3 separate regions of the Mus musculus genome follow, and regions 1 and 2 are each linked to region 3. The links are chromatin loops, found by intact Hi-C in ENCODE. Cell type or tissue: gastrocnemius. All regions are shown on one strand.

Evidence for each region. A loop is a pair of places that touch in the nucleus more often than their neighbours do. Peaks named below come from ENCODE experiments on the same cell type or tissue, not always from the same donor. Only the 100,000 strongest peaks of a DNase experiment are listed, where the experiment ranks them.
Region 1: it touches region 3 in a loop (3-fold over the local background); 18 of 42 quality-filtered maps call a loop at or near these places.
Region 2: a loop joins it to region 3, with 2.8 times the contacts of the local background. A loop is called at or near these places in 12 of 42 quality-filtered maps.

The regions. Positions count from the first base shown.
Region 1 is chr13:21,326,170-21,328,669 of GRCm38, forward strand. n-TMcat13 (a tRNA gene) reads right to left here and starts at 620; the gene lies at 548-620. In gastrocnemius, CTCF peaks have their summits at 169 (motif pointing left) and 950 (motif pointing left); DNase peaks (open chromatin) are centred at 195, 629, 945 and 1,510; H3K4me3 peaks cover 1,524 bases; H3K27ac peaks cover 198 bases.
Region 2 is chr13:21,199,441-21,201,940 of GRCm38, forward strand. It overlaps n-TLcaa1 (a tRNA gene), which reads left to right and starts at 764; the gene lies at 764-868. In gastrocnemius, a CTCF peak has its summit at 1,225; DNase peaks (open chromatin) are centred at 491, 769 and 1,205; H3K4me3 peaks cover 1,777 bases; H3K27ac peaks cover 1,485 bases.
Region 3 is chr13:21,274,294-21,276,793 of GRCm38, forward strand. It overlaps n-TTtgt4 (a tRNA gene), which reads left to right and starts at 1,663; the gene lies at 1,663-1,736. In gastrocnemius, a CTCF peak has its summit at 942 (motif pointing left); DNase peaks (open chromatin) are centred at 855, 1,383, 1,728, 1,995 and 1 more place; H3K4me3 peaks cover 2,066 bases.

The sequences.
Region 1 (2,500 bases), 52 kb after region 3:
AATGGGATTTACTCTTAAATGTCTTAAATTTGAAAGAGCTATAAAACTCCTAGCAACTCGATCCAAGAGTGAAAGAAGTTTAACGATATTCTGAATCTGTTAATTCTCTGGTTAGCTACAGATAGAAGCCCTGTAAAGGGTTCTGTGATTTATTTTCTCAAACTACGCCACCTTCTGGTAGACATCTGAGTCTGCAATTCCTGGTCAATTGACCATGGATCAAACCCCAAGTGCCCAGAGACTTGAGGCTTATCCCAGCAGAGTTTGACCTCAGAACAAGATGCCACATCTGAACTGTTTAAAACCTCTAGATTTGTGTCATTTTCTAGAGGGTCACTAGGTAACTGACAGATTTATGATATTAGGCACAGTTTTAGCTTTGTGTAATGCATTGTGATAGGCATTTAAAAAAACGCCTTGTAAAGAGGTACTGAAGCAAAAGGAGAAAGATCTCAAAGGGCTACGGCCTCATTACACTCATGGTGTACGACAACTATCCTTTGATAAAATTATAGGTTTGAAACAATTTATCAGCCACTAAAACATCTGCCCTCTCTGAGGTTCGAACTCAGGACCTTCAGATTATGAGACTGACGCGCTGCCTACTGCGCTAAGAAGGCACTGAGTATTGAGCTTTGAGTAAAACTATTGATCCTAATTTTTTTCACATTTCTATAATCCTTTTGAAGTTAAATTGTTTTCTCCACCACCACCTTTCCTGTAACAGAAATCAAAAGAGCGGTGTGCCGTGTCCACCACGCCACCCCGAGCTGCAGGAGACCACCGACAGCTGCAATGTAACCCATTAAAAATCGTAAGTCCATTAAAACATTGACATCTTGTTTGCTCCTGTGCATCAAAGGCAGTTCGTGAGCGTGAACTTTTTAGAGGACAGCGGAGGCGGAAACCGCAGAAGCCGCAACCAGGATTGTTCCCTAACCGCAGGACCTGAGCGCCCTCTACCGGTTCAGGCTCCAAAACAGTAATAAAAATGAGATGGGATGGGAGGACGCACGGGGAAATAATTCGCGTAGTTTTCTTGTGTAAGTTACTTAAAAGCGCTGTAGTCCGCAGAATGACACAATACCTCACAATATCATCTAGGGCACTATCCACTGGTCACAAATAAGTTGTCAGGAAATACTAATAAGAGACACAAGTAAGGACATTGAACTTTGAGGTCAGTAGAAAACTCTCGTTTATACACATTTTCTAGAAATGAAATCCTTTGCATTTGGGGGTTTTGTTTTGAGAAAGGGTTTCACTCTGTAGCCCAACCTGTCCTGGATCTCAGTACGAAGCTCACATACTCTGGCTTCAGCCTCCCAAGTTCTGGAATTTAAGAAATAAAACTGTTATAAAAGGTTTTGGTACGTTTTATCATCTCTGCTTCACTGTGAGGAAAGTGCTAGAGAGCTTAACCCGGTTCCAATGGTGTATGGGTAGGAGGGGCACAGAGATGCGCGCGCTGCTCTTTGGAGAGTAGCCGAGTCCCACAACCTGTGGGAGCTGAGCACATCCATCCAAAAGCCTGGCTGCAAAGACCACAGCTGGAGCGTGAGATTTGAGGTTTGGAGAGAGAGCCCCCTGTTTTCTGAGGAAGGCAAAGCTTCCACTGAAGATATCTTTGAGTAGGCTGCAACAACCGTGAACAGGGTGTCAAAGCAGAAGGAGAAGCCTATTTGTAGACTATGGTGGTTGGGACATCTACAGAATAATTTATATTTAAAATGTTATAACGAAAAACAGTAAAACATACTTGTGTCTTTGACATCATTGCGGTCAGTACCAGGAATTTGCTTGTGAGGTAGTGTGTCTATGGGGGTCTAAGATACTGGATAGAGACTCTAGTTATTCGGGGATGTAACTGCAAATCACCCCTGCCAGTCTTACTATAAGCCTTGATGCACAGTGGCTTCTAACTTTAGGTCACCTTAAAGATATATACTTTTCTGCAACAAGAGTGTGAAAATGTTATTTCTAAATCTGTCCTTTTTGTGCCTTTAAAATCTTTGAAATGAAATAAGAGAAAGTTCCTAAGTTCTGCGTGGCGATGTTGCCTTTGCAATGAGCACTCATTCCTGCCCAACCCTTCTTGTGCACAGTTCTTTGGAGCAGCTATATGGCCAGAACACAGGGTTACAATCAATCTGTATCGCCTTTGCTCACACAGGCAGGCAAAAGCCTATTACTTTCCTGACATTTTACACTTTCCAGACCTGTTCTGCTTCCTTCGTCACTTCACATTGTTGCCATGATTCCCAGACCAAAAAGAGTTTCTTCCTTCTCTGTTGTGTCTCTGTGATGGTCAATTTTATGGAGCTATGTTAGTGTATATTACAGATGACAAATAAGAACTTATATTGTGTTGTGTAGCAATGTCCCATCCCAGACGAACCCTTATTAGGCCTCAGGACATTAAGGGGAGGCAAAACAATACACTGTTGTAAAGGGAGATACATATTACATACTGCTTTGAAGCCCATTAAACTTACAAAAG
Region 2 (2,500 bases), 75 kb before region 3:
TAATCATTAATTATAATGATGCCTTGTTGAGTGTCACTTCCTGTATAACGTTCTTCCCAAGGGCAGCAGCTTATGAAAGAAAATACAACAGATCTTGTATGTTGAAGAGAGAGGCTCGTTATTCACTTATACTCTCGAATTTTTCCTAATCATTTAAAATAGATTATGAAAAAAAGAGTTCGGAAAGCTAAGAAAAGGCATACTAACCCAAAACTATTCTTTTCGCACAAAGACAACGACAATCTTTGCGGGGGGGGGGGGGGGGGAGGTCCTTGTGCTAATAAAAAAAATATAAAATTCTATCAGTACAAAGTTGATTAAAATTTGCAAATAGGTATGCCTACTCTCTAAACTTAGCCCCAGATACACCAGAGTTTAAATACTGAACATTCACTGCTCTGCCCTGAGTGGCATTTGGCCGTCAAATGTCGCTTTCGTACAGCGTCCCTGACCTCTAGAGTGAATTCTGAGGGCCAAAGACACGAAGCGGCAAAGAATAGGGCTGCTGACCCTGTTTTCCATCTTTCTTCATAATCTTGGCGAACCAGACAGATGGAGAGCACAGACGCTCTGTCTTCAAAACATTTACATCCAGTTTTATACATGGACATTTCCTCCCTTCTTTTCCTCGGTCAAATATTCTTCCATTTTACTCCACAGGAAACTTTTGTCAGCGTTTCCAACAAATCTTGAGAATGCTGCTGCAGCTAGGGTGCTGGGGCAATCTCTATATCAGGAATATATGTGCGGCACTTTCTCGTGTGTCAGGATGGCCGAGTGGTCTAAGGCGCCAGACTCAAGCTTAGCTTCCCTGTCTGGGGATTCTGGTCTCCGTATGGAGGCGTGGGTTCGAATCCCACTTCTGACACAGTACTCTTTTTCTTTTTTTTTTTTTCTTTCTCACCTCAGTATCGAAAAATACATATCGACTTGATCACATAGTTAAGAAATATCGAACCACATATTCTTAAAAATTGATTTTGAAAACGTTCTAATAGGAGCACCCGACACTAACAGTAGAAGCGGAAGCGCGGCTATGGTTTTGAGGACGGGAGAGTGGCTTTGCGGTACTGTCTGCCCGCTGCGGGAGACGACTGCGGACCGCGAAAAAACTGATCCTGGAGGTCTGGTCACCGAATATCACCTACACCGCCGCGGTTGGCCACGCGCCTAGCCCACGAGTGCCGCAACCCTGAAGCACTGCGATCTCCACAGCGCCTCCTTGCGGGCCACGGGATAAATAATCATTTCACCGCCTTAGTCCAAACTCCTCCTTCCAGGCCAAACAGAATCCGTGCTAACAGCTTGCCCTGTTTTAGGCAAGGCTCTCTTACGAGCGCACCTGTCATCAACAACTCGATAGGTTTTGTTGTTGGTTTGGTTTGGTTTCATACTATTCTCTGATATGTTTTCACTCAATATTTGTTGGATCGTAAGTTGAACATTGATTTCGTTTTTCCTCATATAGGCGTTATGCTGTTAATCAGTAGAATGAATACACCCTGTTTTGTCGCTGTTACAGAACGTTCAATAAAAATAGAAAATTTCTGGAAATTCGTTCCATTTGCCCTACAAAAATTCTTACTATTTTCTTCCTTCATTCTGTCTTTTCTTCCCTCTCTCCCTCCTTTCTTTTTTCCTCCCCACCTTTCCCTCCCAACCTTATTGACTTTGGAATCCTGTATGGTCTCATTCTTTGCCTCCAAAAAGCTAATTTTTTTTTTCTTCAGAAAAAGAAGCAGATCATGTAAAAGAAAGATCTTGAATTCCTTTCAGAATCCCTTCTTGAGTACACGGTTTCTTTTCTAGTTCCTATGTGTGGATTTATTCTATTTTTCTTGTGTACTCATATTTCTAGAACAGGACCCGATTACCTTCAGAAGAGCTTCCCCAATGTTTGTGGGATAACTAGCCCCACCCCCAACCTCCCACTTTTGAGAAGTGAAGTATTTTTCAGGTGGTGGAGCGGAGGTGGAGGGTGATGCCTGTTTTTAAATCTTTTCTTCAGATGTTCTCCCAAACGCTACAACTTCCCAACGTTACTTAGCTCCTAGATTAAACAAACAACAAAAACTTTGTCAGAATTTATTTCTTAGCAATTCACAAGCTCAGTTTGTTAGCTGAAGTATTCAAAGTAATTCTGATTTTCCTTTCTAAATGAAAAATGCATCCCTTGCTTTAAAGATAATACAAGATAATCTATTTTGAGCCAAATATGAGTGACCAGGGCTCAGGAACATGGATTCAGGTTATGCAAAAAAGTGAATTTTTACTTATAGGACATAGAAAGTAATAAACGAAGGCATTTGCCAATTTTTCCTGGTGGAGACACTAGGAAGTCCGCTTAAAACAAAGCAGGGAAATCTGCTCTGGGTTTCAGGTGCTGTCTGGCAGTGGTCTTAGCTTCTCGGTCTATGGATGCTAAGGGTCTACTAGAAGAATGATCCAAAGGAATTACCTGATAGGCGGTTGTGGGGGGGGGGGTGAGGGTGGGGGAATG
Region 3 (2,500 bases):
GAAACAGCGAACAGCAAGTGATTTAGGGCAGAATGAAGTGTTTTAGAATCTTCATGAGAGACTTTTATTGAAACAACTGCCTCCAAAAGCGTCTTATTTATTCTGTGGGACTCCCTGGGACCATGGAGATCAGTGACTTGGTCATATTAGGTTGATTGTCTTTCTTTCTCTCTTTCTCTCTCTTTCTCTCTTTCTCTATCTTTCCTTTCTTCCTTTCTTTCTCTTTCTTTCTCTTTCTTCCTTTCTTTCTTCCTTTCTTTCTCTTTCTTTCTTCCTTTCTTTCTTCCTTTCTTCCTTCCTTCCTTCCTTCCTTTCTCTCTCTCTCTCTCTCTCTCTCTCTCTCTCTCTCTCTTTCTTTCTTTCTTTCTTTCTTTCTTTCTTTCTTTCTTTCTTTCTTTCTTTCTTTCTTATAGCTTTGTCAAAGTATTTTTCCACTTGAGTTTCTGCAGCAGTCGTTGAAGAAACCTCCACAGGGCTACAGAGCGAGGTCCCATACTCCCGGCCTCAGCCTCCTGACTGCTGGGATTATAGATAAACAACACCATCATCTGCAGAATTCAGTTTACCTTTATAAAATGGATGCTCGAGTGTTCAATAGTACAAGTTTAAAAAAATCACAACACCTAGCGTTTTCAACACACACAGGGAGAGAACACAGGAAAGAAATACCAACAATGCATTTTTCTGAGTTTTGCACATAGAACCCCCGGCTGCTCGTTGGAGTAGACCATTGCCAGAGCGTTTGCTGCCTCTTCCTGGGTGAGATTACTCTTCCCACCGCACTACAGTCGGCTGAGCCAGTTAGACTCATGCTGGGATAAAGAAATGTAAGCCGCATTGATGGATGGAAACGTAAGCCGCAGTGTTGGATGGAAACTGTGGACTATCCTCATTCTGTCCTGCTGTAAGCAACCCTTTGGGTCCCTCTGGTGACCACTTGAAAGTTACTGTGCGTTTATCGTTATCCTAATTCTGAAAATATGGCCTTCCTATACATTAGCTGACTTGATGAAGGGGGTCACATAATCTTGGGTTGTAAGAGTAATTAGGGGATTTTTAGAATGAAAAAATACGTCAGGATTTAAATAAGTAACCAGCCGAATTTTCCCAACGTTTGAAGACAGACGGTGTTACGGCTCACCCCTGTAACCCCAGCGCTCGGGACAGAAGAATTGCCCTGAATTGAAGGCGAGTCTGTGCTACAAAATTGAGATCGTATCTCAAACAAAACAAGGTGAAAAGAAGTTAATTAGTTAAATGCAAACAACCGCGATCAAAGGGGGAAATGATAGTAAATGTCCCCCTGGTTCCAAAGACTCTGGTGCGAGGATTCAGAAGTCAGAAAGTGGGTTTCTGCAGGCAAGAGACCCGTCCTGTGCCGTGTCCCTCTCCTTTCCCCGACTCGTTCAGTGGGAGCAGGGACCCTGTGCGATAGGAATCGAATGAAGGCTGAGCACTTTCACAGACAATTGATATTCTTTGTCTTTTCGAGAGCGTTCCACGTGAGCAATACACAATAAATTTAAATTAAATATACAGTTATAAAAAACCCTCAAACCCCCAAAACACTTAAACATACAATTAAATTACTTTAAAAATAAATGAACAAAATGACCCTTAGAAATTAAATAGAGGTATGTTTTCAGGCTTGGTACAGCAGTTGGCTCCATGGCTTAGTTGGTTAAAGCGCCTGTCTTGTAAACAGGAGATCCTGGGTTCGAATCCCAGTGGGGCCTATCTTTTTTCCTTTGTGGAGCATTTTGTCTTGTGGATGAAGACAATACTCTCCGTAAGGTGCCGTCCTCCCTCTTGAAAATGGCGGGACAACAAAGAATATGCCTAAACTTCCGCAAACCCTCTTCTCGTTCCAAATGAATAAATTTTACAAAAATAAAAAGAGCGAGAAGCCAAACGTGGACCAAGAGAATTTCCAGGAGCGTTTGATGCCTGGGCCCTCCGTGCGTACAACGGCCCAGCAGCGGGAGATAGGGGACATAGGACACCTCAGTTGGTGTCCCAGAACAGAAAAAGTCTGTTGACGGCCTGGAAGCTGCTTGTGGGACTCGGCGACTCTAGCGGGTTTCAGGGAACTTCTGTCCAACCATCAATTATAACAATTTGGAAAGAGCCCAATTCTGGACCGCTAGCGGCTCCTTAAGCGGGGTTGCCGCGGTTTGTTGAGTGAATGAGTGAGAGAATTGATGTCTCCTATCTCTGTGCTTTTTACCTTTCGGGTCAAAGGCAGGTCTCTCCGCCTCTTTTCAGCTTCTTTCGATTCTCTAGTTTGCTTTGAGATTCAGTAGTGGGTTTGGGTCTACGTCACCTGGGGTCTTAACGGGGTGTGTGTGTGTGGGGGGGGGGGTGGTGGTGGTGGTGGTGGTGGGGATTAAGGAATCGTTAGTCTAAGCTAGTTGCACAGCGCTGGTGCAGAAGGGGTCGCAAGTGCAAAAGAGGTCACAAGTTCCTTTTTCCAAAACTTCCATCAGCGGGCGAGGGGAGC